3 separate regions of the Mus musculus genome follow, and all the other regions are linked to region 2. Evidence: chromatin loops called from intact Hi-C (ENCODE). Cell type or tissue: left cerebral cortex. All regions are shown on one strand. Region 1 has its middle 130 kb from the start of Mir6402. Region 2 overlaps Elavl2 (ELAV like RNA binding protein 1). Region 3 has its middle 140 kb from the start of Gm25244.

The links. A loop is a pair of places that touch in the nucleus more often than their neighbours do. Peaks named below come from ENCODE experiments on the same cell type or tissue, not always from the same donor. Only the 100,000 strongest peaks of a DNase experiment are listed, where the experiment ranks them.
Region 1: a loop joins it to region 2, with 2.3 times the contacts of the local background. A loop is called at or near these places in 4 of 42 quality-filtered maps.
Region 3: it touches region 2 in a loop (3-fold over the local background); 3 of 42 quality-filtered maps call a loop at or near these places.

The regions. Positions count from the first base shown.
Region 1 is chr4:91,239,107-91,247,106 of GRCm38, reverse strand. It overlaps a transcript of Elavl2 not described here. Among named protein-coding and RNA genes, the nearest start is that of Mir6402, 130 kb to the left of the region's middle. In left cerebral cortex, no CTCF peak of the experiment used is centred here; DNase peaks (open chromatin) are centred at 2,374 and 3,002; H3K27ac peaks cover 566 bases.
Region 2 is chr4:91,355,686-91,363,685 of GRCm38, reverse strand. All of the region lies in intron 1 of Elavl2 (ELAV like RNA binding protein 1), which reads left to right. Among named protein-coding and RNA genes, the nearest start is that of Mir6402, 14 kb to the left of the region's middle. In left cerebral cortex, no CTCF peak of the experiment used is centred here; a DNase peak (open chromatin) is centred at 4,337; H3K27ac peaks cover 382 bases.
Region 3 is chr4:90,856,509-90,864,508 of GRCm38, reverse strand. It overlaps the pseudogene Gm12632. Among named protein-coding and RNA genes, the nearest start is that of Gm25244, 140 kb to the left of the region's middle. In left cerebral cortex, a CTCF peak has its summit at 3,473 (motif pointing right); DNase peaks (open chromatin) are centred at 1,002, 1,145, 2,164 and 3,433.

The DNA of each region.
Region 1 (8,000 bases), 120 kb after region 2:
GGTGACACTGTCACTTAGGCATCCAGTAGATGAAGCGCTTTGGTTTCCTGGGACTCTGAATTAATGCCAATACATCAAGAAACACTGAGAGCCCTGGATCAGAAGTTAGCCCCACATTTTACATGTATGTTATAGATCCTCTCCTTTTTCAAAAGGTAATTTTGCAAACATAGATAGCAATAATGAGTAATACAGACGTTCATACTCCAAATGCCCGAGTTCTGTCGGAAAGAAAACATAATCGTTGCCTTAAAGTTGAACCAGAAATGAAGAGGTTTCCTATACTAAATATTTAGTAAAATTCTGCCTCAAGAATGATTGTTGCTGTGTGTTTCCTCCCAGCACAATGAACTACGTGTTAACATTCCCTTTCTCACATGGTTCCTTAAGAAGTACCCTTTTATACCTAGACATTGTATGAAATCCTCCACAGGTAAATTATAGCTTATGTTTCTGTATTAAGATTACACATCCCTGAGTACTAGATAAGGTAGCAATAACGCCACGCAACCTAAAAAACCGCTCATTGAAAACCTTCTGTCAGTTTATCCTGAGCCTTAAGGGATGGATCGTTTTGCTTTTGCTTTAGTTGTGTATTTTCAAAGTCATTTTCCACTCTGTTTTTTCATTCGATTGGTCTCTGTCCTAAAGGGAATCCTACTTTGGCACACAGTCAGCAGTCTACTGTGGCACGGGTTCTGGGAACCTTTAAAATGCATGCTTTACCTGTAATTGCCGTTCTCCCACTAAAAGCACATCAAGAGCTCACTCCACACCAGTCGCGGGCTGTTTCTAGACCGGAGATTTAATTTATAGTTTTCACTCCTGTGAGCTAGAAGATCCTTGAGAGAGCTCCTTTAGAATATCTTATTTTGCAGATAAGTGAGCCAGGTCTCACTTGAGTCTTGGCCCTGGACCTCAGTTCTCCTGGCTTCTGTAATCCTGCCGTTCATTATCATCGAGGCGCTAAAACAAAGGAGAATTGGTTTCTGGTGAAGCACCTTGCAGAATGAAATTGTCGTCATCTTGAGATGGGCGTGGCATCTAGGAGAGTCGAGGTGAGGATGGGTGTGCATTTGTAGTGTCGTGCATTTGCTGCATCTTCCTTCAGAATCATGGTTTGTCTCTTTTTTTTTTTTAAGTTGTGTCTGTGTATGTAATCTTCTTAATATACTTTTTCAAACATTAATTTTCTTCTCTGATAGAATGTTTTTACTTTTACATTACTATTCTTTAGCACAGTAGTTCTTAGCCTTCCTGACAGAAACCCTTTAATCTAGCGCATCATATTATGGTGACACACCCAACCATAAAATTGTTTTTGTTGCTACTTCATAACTCTAATTTTGCTACTGTTATACATGGTGATATAAATATCTGGTAAGCAGTATATCTGATGTTTTCAAAGTTCTTTGAAAATATCATTTGGCAGCCCTCCTCCTGAAGTAGGGAATATGAGAGCCAGGTTGAGGACCAGTGCTTTAGCATAAGAAAACATAAAATAATACATGTTGACTTAAGGCAGATCTAATGAAAGCTGCTTTGTGGCTTTTATTGTATTGATTACTGCTTAACATTATTTCAGAAAGGAATGAAAATCAAGAATTCTGCATGGTTTCCCATTAGTGTATTCCCCTAGATTTGTGTGAATGGGCTGAAGAAAATCCAAAACTGGGGTTCTCGCTCCAAAGTAAAGCTTACAGTGGCAATGTGTAAATGCTTGCCACAGCATTCAATTGGCAGTTTGATGGCAGTACTCTGTGTAGCAGGATCCTGGATGAGACGAGGAGGAATCTGCAGCCATGGAGAACAGATGCGTATGCCAGGGTCCTGGATGAGACGAGGAGGGATCTGCAGCCATGGAGAACAGATGCGTATGCCAGGGTCCTGGATGAGACGAGGAGGGATCTGCAGCCATGGAGAACAGATGCGTATGCCAGGGTCCTGGATGAGACGAGGAGGGATCTGCAGCCATGGAGAACAGATGCGTATGCCAGGGTCCTGGATGAGACGAGGAGGGATCTGCAGCCATGGAGAACAGATGCGTATGCCAGTACCAGGAAGTCAGCTAAGAAAATGCTTTCTTCCCTAATCTCGGCCAGGAAGAGGATGTCTGCGGAACCAATTGTAGGGAAGTAATTCTTTTTCTCCTCTTCCCCTCTGTCTCTGATTGCAGTGATCTTTCCTCTTGCAAGGATCTGGGTAAATACTGGCTCCTTATTGCATGTACGCAGACAAGTAGCTGATGGAGAAGTGCACTTTTAAAAGGATTGATGAGCTTAAAAGACACTCGTTAGAGTGCACCTGGATCCTGCCATGACATCACAGGCGAAGCATCAGCCGCTCTCGGGAAAGCATGGCAGCCTTTTTTCACCTCTTTCTTAACAATGAGACGTAGATTGGGCCTGCTCTCTATTCAAGCATCCTTATGAGTAAATGTCTATTTTTACGAAAGAGCTGCACGTTAAAAATAGCTCCAATCAGTGTGACTCTTTTCCCCCATATGTTAAAAAGTTATGCACGAGTTAAAATATCTCAGATTGCTTAAATTCCTTCAAACGCAAAGCACATTCCTTTTTCACTTGGAGGGGGCTGGACTGGGTAGAGGGGAGGGTTAAAATACAATCAATATGTGTACTGCATACATCGGGGTGAGGGTGGGGCAGTACCTCCTCAACTCTGTGTTTGTTATTTGGTTTGAGACTTCCCAGCAGCAAAGCTTCTAAACTAAATTTGAAATTTCTGACTGTTAAAAAATTCATTAATATTTGGCGGGCACAGTCTTCTTCCTGGAGCGATTGTTTATTTTTGTTGCTGAGAGCAATTAGCTAGAATAGTCACAGTTGCAGCTGTTAGATACTATAAGCTCCAGTGGAGAGCACAAAGGCCTTATGCACATTTAGAGTCTGTATTTGGATTGTTTTTAATGGGCAATTCTTCTGGAGTCTACTGTGTTAGCAAATTTGATTGGGTGATCCTAAGCCAAATTGAGTGTGCGACGGGATCATGAACATGCTGTGTTGATCAGAGTCGAGTCAACACCTTGCTGGTATGTGGAAGCCAAGATGGCTGGGACTGCTCTATGTCTCCATAAGTTTCTGTTTGCATCCTTTCCAAGCAAACCTGGATGTGGTTCATCAAAACGTTATTTTGTTCTTTCAGGGAGTATTTCCTTTTGTGTTCACTTCTTGACTTGTTGGGGCTTTCATGAGGTAGCCTGTGTATGCAACCATGAAAAAGATTTTCATACAGCCTGGTGCCCATTAATTTGCCTTTTCTCAAGTAGCTTACTAGAGAATCTTGGCTCCAATTTAATTCCTGACACTATAAGAACAGCAGCTCAAGTGGAGCGATTGTTGGCTACTTGAATAGTGTCTTCATGCTTGTCTTTATTCATATGGAAGGAAGAGTGTCTACCTACTTCATAGTCATAATGCTTTAGGATTCATACTATTCTCTTAATCTCTCCATTTACTCCCTTGGCTCTCATGGTCCACTGTGAAGCAGGGAAGTTTGCATGACCCCCTTAGAGTTGATGACTGGCCAGTCACCTGCATAAATTCTGTACTTCAGCCATTTGATGATCTTCATATACTGTATATCTTTCTTACTGCTGACTACAGTACCTTGAAGAACTCAGCTTTAGATTGCAAGCTGGTAGAAACGGCTGTCAGGTACAGAGCTAGTTTAGTAGCATGTTCATAGAGGAGAATCAAGGTAGACCAGCCTTTTGGTGTGAAGGTAGCAATGAGGGAATTTTGAAAAGTTTTGGTGATTGTATTCCAAGTGAGAATCTTGGGAGAATACTAAATTCTTGTTTCCTGCTAGCTACCCCAAGTCAATTCAAAGTTATCAGATTTTTTTAGACACTTAAATGTAGGTATTTTTAGACCAGCCTTTCAAATGGCAGTTGATTGACCAGATGACAATCTTTTTGATCAGCCGAGTTACTGAGTCAGGTGGAGTAGTTCTTTAATCATCCTCTCTCCAATAATACCTTTAATATAATTGGGAGGTATTAACACTAGTGAATGGAAATTTCATCTAGCTATTTTAATGAAGTTTTCTTTCCTGAAAATTTTTTTTACTGACTATACCTAAATGTTATCATAGTCTCTTACAGTATTCATATTTAAAATTATCTACATAAAAGTTTCATCAGTGTGCAGTATATTCTTCCCTTATTCCTTCTGAGTGATAATAAGTGTAGTGATATGATCTGCATATGGGTGGCTACATATATGCTTATGGTGTATATATGCATGCTTGCAACTGAGTGCATACATATGTGTATGCATGCATCTAGAGCCAAGAGGCTGATGGTACAGATTTCCCCTGTTACTCCTCACATTGTTTTCTGAGGCAGTGTCTCTTGCAAATCAAAGAGCTTGCCTACCCAACTTGTTTGTGGGTGCTCCTATGGCTTTGCACTTTATCTATTAGCCATCTCTCTAGCCCCATCTTGATGGATTTCTTATTACTTCAGGCTCTAAAAATGTCTTGAAACAAAAAAATATGCTTATGCATCAAAAATGTTAGACTTGAAAGATGCATATTAGTCATTTTGAATATTGAGATTTAGTTGTAGTGTGATAACAGCTTAAATAAATTAGTAAAGGACCCATTAGTCCCCACTATCTAAGTTGAAGTGCACACCCGTGCATGGATAAGGGTGTTTTCTAAAATGAACTATACAGTATTTGGGGACAGCATTTGATTACTTATCACCACTGCCTCAGGGGCTTCAGCATCATGTGAACTTAGTTCCCAAATCCGATTTCTAATAGCTATAATAGTATACAGAATAAAAGCACTAGTTTCTGTTCCCTAAGGTCCTGTTACCCTAAATATTATCTGTGGATCACCAGCATTCAGGCCACACAAGAACTTATTAAAACTTACGTACTTTGACAGGCCCACAACTGTGTATGGAAATATCTACTTCCCCAAAGATTTTAGGTGGTCTGTGCTCACAAAAATTTGAGAAATACTCAAAAGACTGTGGTGGCTCTCAAGCTTGAATGTACTTAAGGCTGACGCAGAACTTGCTAGAATAAAGAGCCCTGGACCCATGTAATGGCTTTGAGGTTTGGGAAGAATACACATGCTGGGAGATAGTCTTCCTCTAGACGTTTTGTAGCACTGGCTGGGGTGCCTCCAGAGCCAGGGTATTCCAACTATCATTGCAAGGGCTGAGTTCAATGAGAGTAAGATCTTTATGGCCAGATCTAGATCCTTTCATGAAGGTCTAAGGATGGGGCTTGGGAAGCTTACAAAGACTAGGGTGATGAAAAGTGTCTATAGTCATTAGAGGAAGAGCTGATCTATAGGAAGATTGAATAGGACAGGGCAACAGTTTCCAACAAGCTGTTTAATGGGTTGACCAGAGTCTTTGCTTATTTCATCTATCAAAAAGAAAAAAATTGCACATCTCAGCTTTTCTAAGATGCCACTTGATTCCAAGAAGAAACTCAGATAACTTCTCATCCCTCCCCCTGCCAAACAATGAAGAGCAAACACAGACCAGAACTCAGGAGCTGACACAGCCATCTTCCTTTCCCTTTTTAAATTGCTTTAGAACAGTTCTTGGCAGCTGGCTTGGCTGCCTACTGCTTTACCTTTAGGTGTTTTCATGTGTCCACCCAGTGAGAGTGTAGCTACCTTTGAGGCTCTTGACCAGTGTGCTGATCAACTCTGTTAGAAGTACAGGCTCCCTGACATCACTCCTGTTTCCTTGTAAGATTGTAGGGTATGGCTTCTGGATGGATATTTAATGGGGACTGACATGTGTTCATGTCAACATGAGAATTATTTAGGTTAAAATATATTTTTTATTTGTATTGGGAAAAAAATTAAACAACAGAGGAACTGGAAGATTAACATTGGTTTTTTTCCAATGCCCCCCCCCAATAAAACACTAAAACCATTATTTCTCTTTTGTGTTGGCACTGTATAAATGATGTGTTTAATGGAAAACAGAACAACAGAAAACCTCTTCTCTATTTGTAGTGGGCACAATATTAACCATGTTTGTTCTTTGAAGAAACTTGGGTACATGAGAAAGGGCATTTTGCCTTCAATTTTCAGATAAGCCCTTAAGAAAAAGTTAGTCATTCAGAGATGTACAGAGTATCTGCTAAGATGTGACAGGCATGTTTTGTTTTGAGTTTTTTGTTTTGTTTTGCTTTGTTTTTTATTCCTAATAAATGTATTTTGTTTCAGCTTATATAAGTGTCTTTTCTTTAGGACAGTAGTCAAGTTAAAGTTATAAGAATATTTTCTGAAAAGCATGTCCCAGGAATTCCTGGATTGTTTTGTTCATTTTAGGTGTGTGTGTGGGGGGGGGGTGCTTGTATGAGTGTGTATGTTTGCAACCTACTATCAGATAAGGTGTTTGTCAAAAGGCCACTAGATTATTCTGGGGGTGTTAGTTGTAAAGGCTAAAAGAAAGCCAGTTCTTCACTGAAGATCCTCTTGTTTTAATGTATTAATTCTTAGAAATTTTTATAATTCTATTTTGATCATATTTACCCCCATCTCCTCCCAGGCCATCGTGTCTTCATTTTTTAGAAACTCAATCTAAGTCCAGTTTTTGTTGCCTATATTCTCTTAGTTATGTGACCATCCACTAAATCACAGTCAAGCTACTACAACCTTCTTTTATCTTAGGCCTGTATAAAGCACCGAAGAGTTCTACAAAACAAGGTATTGGCATTCTGCTCTCTACTGCTTAGGAAACAAGGAGGTCACTTACTTAAAGAGCTGTATTTGAAATTTGGGCTTTAAACATAAGCTGCCCAAACCATTCTCAACACGAAAATGCAGAGACTTGGCACAGTGATGCATACGTGCAGTGCTAGCACTTGGAAGACAAGAGAACTGGGAGTAGAGACAAACCTGAGCTATAGAGAGAACCTGTCAGAGAAGGGAGGGAATGAGCGAATGAGAGCCCTGAATGCCATGTGAAATAGGTCAAGTGGCTAATGGAGTACTTACTGGTGATATGGAGGTGAGCCGAATGAGGCTTGGGCTGCAGGGTTTGCTAGATGTACAAAGGTGGTGAGTGGCAGGGCCTAAGGTGGTCACACTTGATTGTGTTGTCTCTTGTTTCTTCCAGCATGGTGTGCTTTCTTATCTCTGACCAAACAGTTTGTCAAAATTGTTTGAAAGAAGCTGGAAAGGAGACCAATTAGCTTATCTGAAGATGATATTGTTTCATTACAAGCGCTGTGGATACAGCAGCCGGCCATGTTTCCTTCTGCTTTCTTACCCACTCACCCTTTCAGCATGGACAGCAGGGAGCTATGTGCTGACTGAGAACCACCTACAAATAGCTGGAGTCTGATGATAATCAAAATCCATGGCTTCGAAGCTTAATTGTTAGAAGTATAAATATGTTAAGGCCCTGCCTGTTCTGAAGTTAAATATTCTTCCCAGGAGATGGATGGGTGGGTAGTCTGTGCTTATTATAAAGGATCTGCTGGCTTGTGTTGCAGCTTCATGGTTGTATCGTTAATCTTTGGTTGTACGGAGCAGGAGGTTACAGTTAGCCCTGGGGAGTTTCTAGCCCCCCCCCCCTTTTTTTTCTGGAGACCTTTGGAGTCTAAAGGTTGGATCAGGTTTGAATTCCATGGCCTTATTGCTTCAGGGATGCTCTTTTCTTTCTAGAGGGTGACCTTGCTTTTGCGGTGACCTGTTGTTCTTGAATTTCTGATTCTGTCTAGTTATGTAGGGGACTGTTCTTCCTGTCTGGTCTACCCCAGCCTTGGGAAGTGATTTGTCAACTCTGCCCTAGAGCCGGCTGGAGAGAGTTGGCAAACTCTCCTGCCCTGCTGTGAATCCCTCAGGCTTGTGAGGGAGGACAGATGGTAGGGCTAAGCTCGGAGCCACCTCTCTACGTAATGATGAAAAATGACCAGGCTCCTGGTAAATGGAAATCAGGATCCAAGCAACTTTGAATTCTGGGAAATGACTTTGAAATCAACCTGGAGTGAAGGAAG
Region 2 (8,000 bases):
ATGACCGTGACCATCTGGTCCTCACATCTTCACCTCCAGAATGCTGGGATTGTAGTGTTTATGGTGCTGGAGACCCCGCTTCAGGCTATGTGTGTGCTGGACAGACACTCTGCCCGCTGAATTGCACCCCTCACCATTGAGAACTGGGCTTATAAAAGTTCTGGGTCATCGTCTTCGCGACTGAGTTTGGAGAGTTCATATAAAGATCCATAACCATATTAATTGCCTCATGGAAAATTGAAGGGACCCAGCAACAGAGCACACAGCTGTCCACTACGTCCTGAAGATGAACCATGATTTTGTTGAGTTCGGGGACACGACCTGCCCTTTGCAGATGTTTCTGATTGTGACAGACACTATAGCTCCCAGAACCATAGAGATTAAAAAGTTAACTCTATGAAGATTTTCGTATTCTTTTGAATTATTATTTTTGTGAATGTTTGAAAATAATCTTTGAATTATGTTAGATTCATTAAAAATTTAGATCTTTGCCTCTTTTAGTTCATTTAGAGAAGTCCAGTTTTATTCTTTTTCGATAACTTTTGGTTGAAAAGCCGTTTCTCTTTTAGAAGATGTGTGCCTCTTTCTCACCATTTCCTTCGTTCCTCGAGGGCTTTTAGAACTTAGAATCCTCTTTCCTGATGCTCCCCCTCTCTCTATTTTTAAAGATATTTTGGGTTCTGCAGAAGATTCCCGGTGTTGGGAAAACTAATAGGATGTTACAAGCCCTGTAAAGGAGGCTTCTGGCCTCCTGCTAGTCTCATTGCTGATGGTGTCAGCTTAGAAAAGACATTCTCCTCTCAGATGGCTTCAAAAAGAGCTGATTGGACAGGCTACCAGGTGTGCGGTTTATATATGTTCCTCTCTCTTCCTCCCCTTAGTCTTTTCAGCCTTCAGCACCGTCTCCCCCTCTTTAGAAACAGCAGGGCACCTTTAGTGAGCTCTCTCCCTCGTGTGCAGTAGAGCAAGCTGATGCGCCAGCAGAACTAGGAAGAGGCACCACATGTCATGTTTGGACCAATGCTGTAATTTTATTTTACAATAAGGAAGGTGGATATTATTAATCCACTCCTGAGCATAATAGCACGATTTGAATAGCAGAGAGCAACTTTGGTGTGTGTTAATGTCTAGTGAGATGAATGCAGATGAATGCTAAGTAGGTAGAAAATGTCAGTGTAGAGCCTTCCCTTCGGTGACTTTAAGCACTTAGATTTCTAGTTAACTTTTTGTTCAGCCTGGCAAACAGATATGAAGACCTATTCTATCAAGCCAGCATTAATGCAGCTCCTGAGGATGAACAATGCCCACAAAGCTCTGCTCTCCTGGCAGCCACTTGAGCTAGGCCAGTTATAACGATGAATCAGAATGTGTTCCTGTGCTGAGCATCTTAGAAAAACTCTTCGGAATAATAGGAGCTTAATGCTGGCAGTTTTAAAAATTGGCACAGCCTACATGGCGTAGCTAATTTTTTGATGTTATTTTGAGTATGAACAAAAGTATATCTTTATTTTTAAAATGACTTTTGCATTAACTCTACTTATTTTTTTGATTAGTACATATACACTCTAAGCTGACTTTTGAGCAGCATTTAAGTCTTAATTAGCTATATTCCTTGATGCAATGATTCTGGAGATGGGAATGTTGTTTGTGTTTGATCTTTTCTGTAGTGTATAGTTGAGGTGCCTGCAGGGTGTCTGGGCCATTAGGTGCTGGTGAAGAGTTGAGAATAGGTTTAACACTCTTGCCCAAACAAAAACAAAAAGCACAGAGGGTGATCTCTCTCTCTCTGTAAAGAAGGTTGGGAGTGAGCCTCCGAGCAGGCAGGAGGGAACTTGGGTCCTTGTGAGTGGTGGTACTCAGTACTTTTATGCTGTGTATCTGAAACGTGTGCCTTTGTTTCTATATTGGCAGAAGCCAGGAAGGTTGCATGATACTTTTCACCATCACATCACCAAGTCCTTAGATAAGAGCATTTTGCAGAAACTCGTACAGTATTCCTTAACTGTCTGTTTAGGAGAATAGACAGAAAATGATAGGTAATATTAATTCCATAAGCATCACCTAAGGCCCCAAGAGTTTAAAAACTGTGAAATTGGGAAAAGGGATTTATCTTTGTGTCCTGGGCATCTATAAGCAAGTCAGACTCTTGCACACTTCTCTGGGGACAGAAGTGTGGCTTTTTCTAGTCTCTTCCTCCTTTTCTGTGGCTTTTGTTCTTTTGATCCTCTTTTGTGGTATGTGTGACTGTTCCCTGGTTTGCCAAGTAGCCAGTCATAGGGGAAAAATATTTACGCAAAACCTGCTATGTTTTAAGTTGTGGCTGCAGAGAGATGCTGAGAATGTCTGATTCTGCTGTTGGCTGAGAACAGGTCCAAAGCTCAACCTTTCTACAGTTTTAGTCTCAGTAGCATTATGTATGTACCAGCAACTTTCTTTGGTAAATAAGCTTTCTTTCCTTTTCTTGTAAAAATAAAACTAGCTCTCTTTTCTCCTCAAAAAATTATTTTGTGTGTGTGTGTGTGTGTGTGTGCATATGTACATAACACAGTATCTATGGAGGTTGGACAACTTTGTGTATCTGTCCTCTCCACTTTCACATGTATTCAGCTTGTATTCTAATCATGCTTACATCATTGGATGGCTGGCTCCCTTTTCTGCTGGTTGAGTCATCTCACTGGTCCACGGTTGTTTTCCCAAAACTTTCATAAAGGTTATCTTTCTTTGGTTCTTTTTTTAGGGCTTTTACTTTCAAGGTCAAGAGACAATAGGTCAACTGCTCATTTATTTTATGGAGGAGAGATTTGTATATCCTTGTGTCTTCCTAATGCCCCATCTTCCAGGAGCAAATGTCTAGGCAGCTTCTTCAAGCCTGTCATTTCTTGTCCTCCAGTCTACAAATGCCCTTTTGGTGGTAGCTGCATTTATATATAGTATATTTCATTCTGAAAGGTGATTGAACAGCCTGTATGTCGATCACCTTGATGTGTTGTGAAGGTTTATTCCCTCAGTTGGAGTTGGCTGTTTTCACAGTCATCTGAGTTTGGTTGACTTCTAAGAGTGTTGTGTGCATATTGGGGGGAACTTTAAACTTTATAGACAACACAGCGTTTAGGGTCTGAAAACAGCAAAGATACCGGTTTTGGTTTTTGTCTTTGCTGCCCACCTCTTAGAGCTCAGCGAAGACTCAGTCAAGTTATCAGTGTGCTGAGAGATGGGTAGCAGATGAGTCTCTGTGTATGCTTGACTTGGTGTGTATCCCAGGAAGGTAGGTACCTGGCAGCAGAATACATGGTTAGTACGTAATTCAGTGGCACAGTAACTAAATAAACAAAACACCAAACATATAACAAAAAAGGATCATCACATTCTGTAAGCAACAATTAAAAGGTAGTAAGCCATTGAAAGTGGGGGTTTTTTTGAGTCAGAAGATGGATGGATGCTTGAAAGCAGTGATGACATGGTGTGGAACCTTGTCATTTGCTCCCTTGGCAATCACCTGTGAGAAGTGTGAGGCTCCAAGAAAGCAGCATAGGAGCAGGGAAGGAAGGTTCTGACTGACTCCCTTTTCCTCTGCTTGCCCCAGTGAAGTTCTCTCTCCCTCTGGCAGTCCTGCTGGCTCTGATGCCCGAGGCCAGGGCCATCCACTGGCAGCTTTAAAGTCTGGAGAATATTCACTTCTGCTGTGAGCATTTGTGGTAAAATGGGTCATCCAGCAGCAGTTGTGCCTTATCTTCATCCTAATTGCTGGGTTCTTCAGTGGTGGGGCCAGCTGTACCAGCTTATGCTTTCTGGAATCTGCAGCACTTCAAAGGAGAATGACCACAGCTTGTTCCTTAGGGCTGGGATTCTACCCAGGCTTATGCTAGGGCTGAGACTAGGTGACTGCTGGAAAGGATTCCTTTGCAGGCTTCTCTCTCTCTCTCTCTCTCTCTCTCTGTCTCTCTGTCTCTCTCTGTCTCTCTCTCTCTGTCTCTCTGTCTCTCTCTCTCTGTCTCTCTGTCTCTCTCTCTCTCTGTCTCTCTGTCTCTCTCTCTCTGTCTCTCTGTCTCTCTCTGTCTCTGTCTCTGTCTCTGTCTGTCTCTCTCTGTCTCTCTCTCTCTGTCTGTCTCTCTCTCTCTCTGTCTCTCTCTGTCTCTCTCTCTCTGTCTCTCTCTGTCTGTCTCTCTCTCTGTCTCTGTCTCTGTCTCTCTCTCTGTCTCTCTCTCTCTCTGTCTCTCTCTCTCTGTCTCTCTCTGTCTCTCTCTCTCTGTCTCTCTCTTTCTGTCTCTCTCTCTTTCTCTCTCGTCCTGGTGCCAGCTGGCAATCTTGACGTGCAGAATTAGTTTTTGGAACTGTATGAAGGAAGGCTATGGGTTGTTTTCTCTAAGTGAGGGAATGAAGACATCATCTGCAGACTTATTTTTGGATGCTGTTAAGATCAAGAAAGAAGATTGAAATACTGTATGTTGTATTCTCAATGGCAGTGACATTTGATAACCCCTGTTCCTTGTAGTACAGATTCTTGGAGACCTGATCTTTTTAAGCTTGCTACTTTTGTGACACAAATGTGTTCTAAATCTGGTGGGCTTTTAGAAATACCACTTGTTTTATTTCAAGAAAGAAAAAAAAATCAGTTTGTACGTTGAGTAAGATACAGGATGTCCAAACATGAACCAAGATGAACAGCCCTGGTGTAAGAGACTCCTTGGTTCTCCCCCTCCAGGAGGGATCAAGGTCAGCTCTGCAGTTCTTCAGCTTCATGGTCAGAAAGTTGGTGCCAGTGAATGGGAAAGAATGCAGAGTCAACGTAATCTGTTTTCACACCTTGGTCTGTTTACAGTGTAAGTTCAGGCTCCCTTTGCCAACTCCTGGTTAAGAATGCAGATAATACAGAGACAGATGATAGAGTTTTTGAGACTTATATCAAGAATGTTTCAGTTGCATTTTTATCAGAATTTGATTCACTATGGGAGAATTTTAGGGAAAATATTACTTGAACTGTAATTAAGCTGTAGTCTTACATCATATTAGAATCAGTGTGATTTTACCCTCTCCACCCCCCCCCACCCCCCCACCCCAGAGCTGGGAAGCATTAAATTCATGTTAGAACCGGGAAGCAGTAGCTGCATGCTGGCATGCCTTTTGATTTCCACTTCAGTGTGGATTGTTTTACATATGCAGTAGGCATGTTATCCGTGTATGCTGTGTGAAACTAGTATACACCAAAGTAAATAAGGTCAACAGGGTGCCTCTGGCATAAAATTGCCCCAACAGGCAGTGTGGGAAGGCAGAGTAGAGCAGAGCCAGCAGGTGGGCTCCTGCTCAGGGTACTCCACACTGCTCAGCTGTAACTTAGGGCAGTACCCGATGGAACACACGTTCAAACAGTTGTTGAGAATTTAAAGCTGGGAAGGGTTTTACATCTAGTTTATAGGACATGGCAGCTTTACTTCTTCAGGTGTCTGAATGTATTGTTTTTAATTAGCATAGACCACCACAGATTTTTGAGAAAAATATTTTTTTCATGCTTTTTTTGTTGGTTTTTTTTTTTTGTTTTGTTTTGTTTTGTTATTGAGACAAGTCTCTCATTGTGACCCTTGGTTGTTCTGGATTTCACTTATCTATATCAGGCAGGCCTTGAACTCACAGAGAAACTCCTGCCTTTGTATCCTGCCTTCTGGTGTTAAAGGTGTGTGCCACTACATCTGGCCTTCCTCTTCCTTAAGGAATTTTATTTAGTTAGTTTTACTTTGGTTGATATATTTTCCAGCTTTCTGACACTTTGAAAGATTACCGTGGAGCAAACAGGAAGAGGAGGAGAAGCAAGTCACCTGTGACCTAAGGGTCACTCTTCCATGTAAGGGTCCACTCTTAGCTGCACTTGTGGAAGAAGCAAGCCTTTAATGCAGGCCCCCTTGGGCCTCTCTTTCAAGCTGCAGCCGTCAGTCATGCTTTGTGTTTCTCATGCCCAGTGTTTGTTGTTGGCTTAAAGAAACAAGGCAGATTGATTGGCACTTTATTATATAGCTTGTGAACATTTGAAAACAGCCACTATGCTTTTTGGGCAACTAAAAAAATTTACTGGTAGCTTTTAAAACTTTGTATTCTAGAGAGAACTTAAAACAAAAAACCACTTTTCTCTTGGACAGGCAAGATGGCTCAGCTGGAAAAGGCATTTGCCACCAAGTCTATTGGCCTGAATTTGATTGCAAGGGCCCACATGACAGGAGAGATGGTCACAAGTTCTCTTTTTACCTCTGCATACGTGAATTTGCTTATGCACCCTGTCTCCATACAAAATAAATTTAAACATCTCTTTTAGGGCTCTATTTTGTAGGTTTTAAGCTTTATGGTTTTCTTGTGGTTTTATGACTTCTAAGATTTTTTTTTCTTTGATGATTAATTCTTTTGATTGAAGATCCAATTTTCTTTTGATTTGTATTAGTTTAAAAATGATTACATTGCTACTTTATATATGGCAGTTTTTTTTTTTTTTTTTTTTTTTGGTTGGTTGGTTGTTCCCTGTGCAAAGTTAATCTTTGTCGTAAACACCTGTATTTGTACTGTGTGCTCTTTATGACCTTAAGTACTGAGGAGGTGGGGTCTATGACATAGAACTCAGAATTTATTGCAAAGGAAATGCATGTAAAAGGTGTGTAATTTATTATTTATAATTATGATTTGCGCTGTGAATGAAGAAGAGTCCATGGAACTCCTAACCTGATAAGTGCTGCTCAGCGAAGGTCATTCATTTGGATTTTTTTCTTCCCTGATAGCTCATTTTCTGGCTGTGCAAAAAGGCAGGCTTTTAGTTGTAAATTTTCTAGGTACTAAGTTATCAGGTGTGGTGGGGATTCTGTAATTTTTATTTTTCTTGGTTAACTGGTAAACTTTGAGGCTCAGATCTATTCAGCAACACCTGGTTTGTATCCACTGTAGACCTTGAAATCTTTAACAGCTGGGATACAATTTTCATCTTTCCTTTAAAAGACAATACAATCAGGCAGCTGTTACTCTCCTAACTAACTATACATTGAATGCCAAGCCTAGCAGTCAGGTTTGTGTTCCTGTATCCTTTCTTCCCTTCACTTATGGTTTTGAAAAGAGGCGGACTGTATCCCATTTTGAAGTAAAATAAGTGCTTTTTTTCTTTCTTTTGAGACAGGGTCTCATGTATATCCCTGGCTGGCCTAGAACTCTCTATATAGACCAGGCTTGCCCCCCAATTTACAAGAAATTGGTATGCTTCTGCTTCTAGAGTGCTGGGATCAAAAGCATCTGTCATCAGACAGTGCTTCCTAATAATTGCTTGGTCAGGGTACTGATTCAGGCAGTAACAATGTAAGTATGTCTGTTGATATTTTTGCTTAGCTTAAAAGACTTCATCAAATAAGCCACAGTTTGATTTTGCCATTGATGGAATTGTTAGTTTATGAAGACTTTTCACAATCCCTCTCTTTGCCAGATTTTGTTTGGCAAGCCACTTTATTTCTTTAAAAAAGTGTGTCCCTGTGCATGCTGCCATAGTGTCTTAAGTGTCTAGACGGCCTGGTTTCCTTGATGTCTTCCATCCACAGGGCATATTTCCGCTGCCTCTTTCTGAGAATCCCCAGGGAAAATAGCTGTCGAGCCCCCAGCCCTAACACAGAAGCTATCTCTAGTTGATGACTTACAAAGGAAAGATTAGTTTTCTCCAAATGGAGTATCAGTGACTATACAAAAGGTCAGGCCCATGTCCAGCAGTAAGCAGCCAACACTTAAGGAACTCAGTAGTAGTTTTTGGAAGTTTCTGTCTCCCAGTGCTTTGTCTGGGCTTTTCTTCCCCGCTTGTATATCTTTTGCTTATATCTTTTTTTATTTTGTTTTTTTTTTATGGGTTTTCTCTGTTTGTGAAAGTGTGTGTTTCAGTGTCTGTATATATTTTTGCACTATGGCTTGCCCCCCCTACCCCACATTTTATTTTGTTCTATTCTAGATTTTTCAATTTTTTTAAAAATTTTATTATTATATGCCTGTTTGTA
Region 3 (8,000 bases), 500 kb after region 2:
AACATTTGCATTCCCTGAAGTCACTGTCCCATTCATCTCCTTGTTCATTGCTTGTATGTGCCAACACAATGTAAGACTCAGGGAGGGGAAAAAAAAATCATTGAACATTTGTCAGATGAAAAAAAAATCAAAGATAGAATATTATCCTGTTCTGAGTGGATAAATGAGTGGACCTCAATTTCAATCCTAAACTAATTTTGCTGTCGAAGAGGAATTAACACAGTTTGCCCTTCTTTTTGTAATTAAAGACATATCCTTAGATTCTATGGAAGTGTTCTTTGTCGCTGTCCAATTTTAAGCTCTTCTCCCAGTTCTGTTTCCAGAGTCTAAATTTTAGAGCTAAGTGTTATGCTATAAACATTCTCCTCTCTCATCTATTTTCTTGGCTTTTATAACTGCAAATGCAGATGATATATATATATATATATATATATATATATATATATATACACATATATATACATATATATATATAATAGTTCTTTGAATATTTTCTATATGGTTTGATCATATTCCCCCTCCCTTCCCCTACAGACTACATAAAAGTAAATAGATGATCTTTAATTATTTTTGAGTATTTCTATGTGTGTGTGTATGTGTTTGAACTTATTCATATCCATGACCCCCTCCCACTTTCCCCTCTAACTCTTTATAGATTGCCTCCTTCTTCAATATCTACAACCATCCAGGACTGCATCTATGGATTTCAGACATGTACAAATAACTGCCTGTTTGATCTGTGCTTGGCTGTGTCACAGCTTTCTTAAATTTGACTTTTTAAAGAAACTCTCAAAGTTTCATCCAGACACCCCCACCAGCCAAACAGTCAACCAGCCACAAAACAGAACAAACAAAATAATAATCAAACAGAGCCTTCCTTTCCCCCACCTTAATCTGCTTCGTAAATGGTAACACCACCTACTCAGTGCCTCATACCCGAAGCCTTGGAGTCATTCCTGACTCATGCTTTTCCTACACTCCCAGAGCTATTTTATCTGATTGCTTCCATTTTTCATTCCACCACCAACGAGAGTCTGAGTTCTCTTATCTTTTTTTCTCTACTTCTCATGGCTTTCCTTCCTCTGATAAATGCAGTAGGTTCATGGATTCTCCTCTTGACATTTCTTTACATTACATCTGGCAGGCATAATTCACAAGATTCTACTGCCTGGATTAAGGCTCTCTTTGCTCCACAACTCCCACTGCGGCATATGCCACGCTGAAAGACTTCATTCTGTCCCTTATTTTAGGTCCCTCTTCTTTGACTGTGTTTCAACCATATTGACCTTTTTTTTTTTTTTTAAGCTCCTTATTGTTTTATAGGTTGTGCTTGTATCTGAATGTTCACTCATGTTTCATGGTTCGAATCAAGCTGACTCAATTCCAGAGTTATTTTCCAGAATGGTTCTGCTCTAGTTGCCATCTTTAGAACATTTAACTGATCTTTTAAATTGTGGTAATCATTAGAGTTGATTACACTAAACTTTGTCCAGCTAAAACATCGAGTGGCAAAGATGTACAGAGTCATCTTGTAGTACTAATTTCAGCAAGATTCATGAAAAGGACAAAAGACCGCATGGTCTTTGATTTGAGGCTACTCACTATTGCAACATAGTAAAGCCCACCTTGAGCAACATGCACATTAATTACTTTGTTATTTATGTTTCTCTCTATAGAGTATCAAATCTATCAAGGTAGGAGCCATGCATATATGATTCTGCAATATATACTTAGTACATAATGAAATGTATAACACAAAAGGTATGTTAAAAACTGTTTGGAGGAAGGAAAACATGAGTGGAACTAGGCATGGTGATGTATATCGACAACCCTAGCCCTTGAGAAGCTGTGGCAAAAGGATTGTAAATTGAAGGCCAGTCTGGATTACCCAGACAGATCCTGTTTCAAACCTCCAAACCAATCAAATAGAAATACCAAATGAAAGAGAGTTTTTTCTTTAATTCCTAAATAGGACCACACTTTTCACCATCATTTCTATGAAGTTATTAGAGAAATAACAGTGCTCACCATAGACTTACTTTGGAAAGCGAGAATATGAACTGAGAAAGCACCTCCATAGACTTGGCCTGTGGACAATCTTGTAGGCAATATTTGGAGTGGGCCTAGCTCACTGTGGGAGGTAGCACTGCTGAGCAGTTGATGCCAGATGGTATCAGAAAGCAGGCTAAGCAGATCAAGTGGAGCAAGCCAGTAAGCAGCACTCCTCCATAGTCTGGCCTCCAGGGTGCATGTCCTGTCTTGAGTATCTGCTCTAGCATTTAATTTTAGACCATGATCATGATTTGTAGACCAAATAAACTCTTTGCTCCCCAAATTGCTTTTGGTCATGGTGTTATATAACAGTAATACCTAAATTAACTAAATAAGACAGACATAATAACATATATTTAAATAAACCTATTTTAAAAGGCTCAGAACATATACTCAGCTACTTACAAACCTGTTGAGCTTCTATGATAGAGGTTGTAATCATGGAAGCTGAGGATAAAGCAATAGAGGTCACTTGAGTACCTTGTAAGAAGGCATTAAGAACAGAATTGGGGCAAACATCATTTCGCAGTGAAACTTCGAAAACAGGAACTGTTGCTTTTGTTCCTCCATGATGACCCTCCATCACTGGGCATCTAAGACATCTGCCTTTGTGTTAGAAGGGCAGAACTCCTCTCTGAAATGATAGTAGTTACAGGGATCACAAGAGTGATTGGAAGAAAAAGGACTGAGCTTCATGTTTTGATTGGGTGTGGTAGATCCTGCCTGATACCAGGGACAATCCTTCCAGTTGCAGTATTAAAAGAAAGTTAAGGGTTACTGGAATGCATCTTGCACGGTGCCAGAGTTTGGTTCTGAGTGACTGCCAAAACATACGAACAAAATCAAGAGAAAACAATCCCCACAATTGGAAACATCACTTACTATGTATGATTAATAAATGTTTTTGAGGACGATGCCAATTTGCAATAGAATAAAACCTGAATTCAATAGCTTAGGGGTACAGATAGGATAAGCTCCATTTGTCCTACAAGAAATGAGCACTAATAAAGACCATGCTCCAACAAGGAAGTGGCTCTACTGATTTTCAGAGGTTGAGTTTTTCCCAGTCTCTAGTTACTTGAGTATATTTTCCTTAATCGGTTGCTCTCATGGAGTCTGTACAGCTGGAGGCCATTTTTGGCTCAAAGAGTTGGTACTCTCAGACTATGTATTTTTCTCCCTCTGCCCCCCCCTCCCCCTACTCTGTCCATTTGCAGTTTTTTTCAAGCCATCACTATCTGTTGTCCAAATTAGTAACACTCCAATATAAACACTAAAATTCCTAATATAACATGGTGTTCTTAGGCAGCAGCAATGGGAGTTCAGCAGCCATGAAGAGGCAGCTGGAGCTGACTCATCTTCACTGCTACAGTAGTTACCAGTGGCTGGGTCATCCAGCTGCCTGCAGCACCTTCCCGAATTAGCCACAAGGGGGCAGAGATTGTAACACTAGGCTTTAGATTTTCTCACTCCACATAAAAGTCTTTCGCAGTCTCTTAGAGAAAGCCTTGGTTTTAGAAAGTTCAGGGGTTGTAAGCCTTCCAAATAGCAAAGTATAACAATGTACAAAGTTTTTATTAATATAGTAATATGTTAAATATAGAGATAATAATGATTACCTCTCATGCTCATGAAGAATTTGAGAAAACTAATGAGATCATATTTATAACACTCTCAGGCTTCTTCACAAATAATTGGTATGTAATTCCATGCATAATTAATGAGTACTTATTTGCTTTGTATGCACATTTGGTTCAGAGAGCCATTATGTTTTACTCTTTGGCTACACATGAATTTTAAAGATGAACAGATTGGAAATAATTGATTTGATAGACTACGTGCCAGGGCCAAACAATATGAATCCTAGGCAGTGGCATTTTTCTGGTACCTCTGACTTTATATTTAGTTCTCTGATTTCTCAGTGTTCCATAGATGGACCAAAGGCAGTCTCAGCTGCTTCAGAATGAACAATAGAATGTGATGTTGATTGTCAATCCTAGTCAAGTAAGTACACCGAATAGGTATTTTCAAGAAAAAAACAAACAAACAAACAAACAAACAAACCCTAAGATAAGTGGAATACAACTTTCAAGAACTCTATATAAATGGCCAATTCTCTATAATGGTGCTCAATGGAATTTGCTAGGAGTAAGAATTATCAGCAAAAGATGTTTAAAACTTCCCATTTGTATACATGAAAGGACAAATTTGATGCTTTTTTCATTCTGTCTTCATTTATGGGATGCTTAATTGAGGGCCTATTGCTTTCTTTTCATTCTGTAATCATGACAATTTAATAGCCACTATGCATAGTGTACTGTACAGGCTTTTCCTTTATTTATTTATTTATTTATATTTTATTTTAATTAGGTATTTTTTTTCATTTACATTTCTAATGCTATCCCAAAAGGCCCCCATAACCCCCAACTCCCCTACCCACCCACTCCCACTTCTTGGCCCTGGCATTCCCCTGTACTGAGGCATATAAAGTTAGCAAGTCCAATGGGACTCTCTTTCCACTGATGGCCGACTAGGTCATCTTCTGCTACATATGCAGCTAAAGACACAAGCTCCAGGGGGGTACTGGTTAGTTCATATTGTTGTTCCACCTATATGGTTGCAGACCCCTTTAGCTCCTTGGGTACTTTCTCTAGTTCCTCCATTGGGGGTCCTGTGTTCCATCCAATAGATGACTGTGAGCATCCACTTCTGTGTTTGCTAGGCTCTGGCATAGGCTTTTCCTTTATAAAGGATGATAAAATACTACTCAGTGACCTTGTTCAGGCATGCACGTATAAGGACAATGGCAATGCAGGGTATAATAAGCACTGAAGAACAATATTGGAAACAAACACCACTGTGAAAGTTTAACGAGATGTTGGGGACATGTAGCTTTCAAACTCCCGAAAACAAGTATAGTGACTTAGCTTCCACATAATTGTTTTATGTGTATATGCGGGTTTCTGTGAGTGTGAAAAGTACAGTCTGAGTCTTCTCGTTTGCTTTATTGTTACATTTTTCAATTGTAAGTTATAAATGTACTTTATATATGATAGAAATAGCAAATTATATAGTATATCTATATTAGATATACAAGTTGGAGACAATTCCTCCCAATTTATTGGCCTATGATTTAACTTCCTTTATTTTCTAGGGTGTTCTGAAGCACAAGCAATTTAATTTTCATGATCTGTCCAACATCTTAGCTTTCTTTCCTCTAGCAATCATTCTGTTTTTGTTGTATCTGAGAATTTTTCCTAACTTAAGAACAGTTTTCCTGACAGGCACGGTGGTGCGTTTCATCCTAGATCTCTGCGCGTTCAAGGAATTCATGCATATTCTACGTGTTCTTCTTAAAGCTCTTCAGTTTTAGATATTTCGGTTTGGAGTTAACTTTATGAGTGGTATGAACTAAAGGTGTAACTTTCTCATTTTTACAGAGGGGTTTCCAGTTATCTCATGACTATTGTTGAAAATACTTTCTTCCATAAAAGGACCTCAGCACCTTTTATGAAGATCAGAAGCTATAGATCTAAGAATTTACTTCTGAATTCCTGAGTCTGCTCCTTTGATTTCCACCCCACACCCAGGTCTCCACTGTTTTGATTCCTGTATAATTACATTAAATTTGAATTGGACACATGAACACTCTTAATTTTGTTACTTTTTCCCACAATGGGTTTAGTTAGTTTTTGAAAATTGTATTTCAAGATAAACTTTAGAAACATCTTTCAAATTTCTATAAAAATTTCCACCTCTTCATTTTGCTAGCAACTTCTCTGAACTTATAGATTGAGGGGAATTTTAGCCAAGATTGAATATGAATGTATTTCATTCATTTAAATATTTTTCTTTCTTGTGAACAATTTTTTAGTTTTCTATATAAGACTGTAATGCTTTTTTTAAAAAAATTATTTATTTTATGTATAATTACACTGTAGCTGTCTTCACACCCCAGAAGAGGGTATCGGATCCCATTACAGATAGTTATATGCCACCATTGTGGGTGCTGAGAATTGAACTCAAGAACTCTGGAAGAGCAGTCAGAGAGCCATCTCTCCAGTCCCTTGTAAATCTTTTATTGGATTTAACTCTTTGCCCCTTTGGAAGCTTTTTGGGAACAGAGTTTCTTATATTTCATACAGGATACATATTAAATCTATGTATTCACCTTCGGTATATTGACCATGATGAGGTCTTTTCTTACTTGTAGTACCTTTATGAAGATGTGGATTCATGTGGGAATGTTGCATATTGTAGTCACAGATATAGTATCTGCTCTTTCTTTATAAGGTAGATTCCCTTAGTTTTCTTATGCTGCCATAGTACATTGACTAGAAGTGTTGAGAGTATTTACCTATACCCAGTGTCAAGGGACATATTCAGTCTTTCATCAAGAAATAGAGTACTAATCATAGATTGTTCTATGCATACCCTTTACACAATGGAGCTTTTATTCTTGTGTGGGTATCAACTTTTTCCTACTCAGATAATTGTGTATTTATGCCATTTATTACTTTTATGTAGAAATTTTCACAATTGCTTTTATATTATGCCAACCTTGCATTTGTTGAATTCACTTTATATTGTTATTGTCAGATAGTTTTATACTTTCATGTTTTACATTGCTCATGTGTGTGTGTGCGCGCACAAAATTTTACATGTATATTAGGAGAAACACATTGTTTTACAGCCAAATTATAACACAAATGAGCCATAAATACACATATATATATTTCCATTTTTCATTTATTTAGAAAAATAAAATGAGAAGTATATTCTTATAATACATTCTCTTAAAAATAAATTTTCTTAGAAAAAACAAAGACTTGGTTTGTAGTTTTTCACATATAGACTTATATATAAATACTTATTTTTTTTCTTATTTAGTTTTTCTTCATGATCATAAACTTAACTTTGCAATCCAGCTAGATTGGAGAGGAATGAGGAATATATGGAATCCAGAGAACTTCAGTGAGAGCAGGGATTTTACAGGGCATCGTGAGTAGATGGGGTGGGGCTGCTCTCCTGAGCTACAGAAGGAATAAAATGGATAAAATGCCCACAAGTCAAAAGAAATTAGAGCTCTCCACAGTCGGAAATGGTGATCTTCTTGCTGGTCTTGCCATTCCTGGACCCAAAAAGCTCCACGGCTTCCACAATGCTCATGCCTTCTTTCACCGTCCCAGAGACACATGTTTGCCATCCAGCCCCTCAGTCTTGGCAGTGCAGACCAAACAAACAAACACCTGGGAACTGTTTGTGTTTGGTCCAGCATTTTCCATGGACAAGATGCCAGGACTGGTATGCTTCATGGTGAAGTTCTCATCCTCAGATTTCTCTTTGGACCTGCCACCAGTGCCATTATGGCGTGAAGTCACCACCCTGGCACATGAATCCTGGAATAATTCTGTGAAAGGGGGGAACCTTAGATCTAAATCCTTTCTCTCCAGTGTTCAGAGCACGAAAGTTTTCTGCTATCTTTGGAACTTTGCCTGTAAACAGTGTGAAGGAGGAACAGCCCCAGGGCTCATTCCCATTGCTCTTGATGTTAAAGAACTTGGTGGAGCTGACCGTGGCTGCAGCAAGCAGCAATTCGCAAAAGTAGCGTCTGAAAAGCCTAAATGCTTAATTATTAAGGACTGTTTTAAATAGATTTTTTTAAATGCTCAAATTCTACTTAAATGCCTCATGCATAGGGTTGCAGTTGATTTTCATACTTTACTATTTATCCCATAATCTTTCTTGGTTTATTAGGTTCAAGAGTATTTGCGAGGTCCCTTGGGATAGTTAATTACTTTGGTACATGATTTTCTTTTCTTTTCTTGAGAAGTAATTTTGCTTGTGCAAATTATCTGTTGATTTTGGTCTCTGTAGTGATGAGCTATGGCTTCCCTGCTGTTTTAAGACTCTTCTTTACAGTGTTCAACAGTTGAGTTTGATGTTTT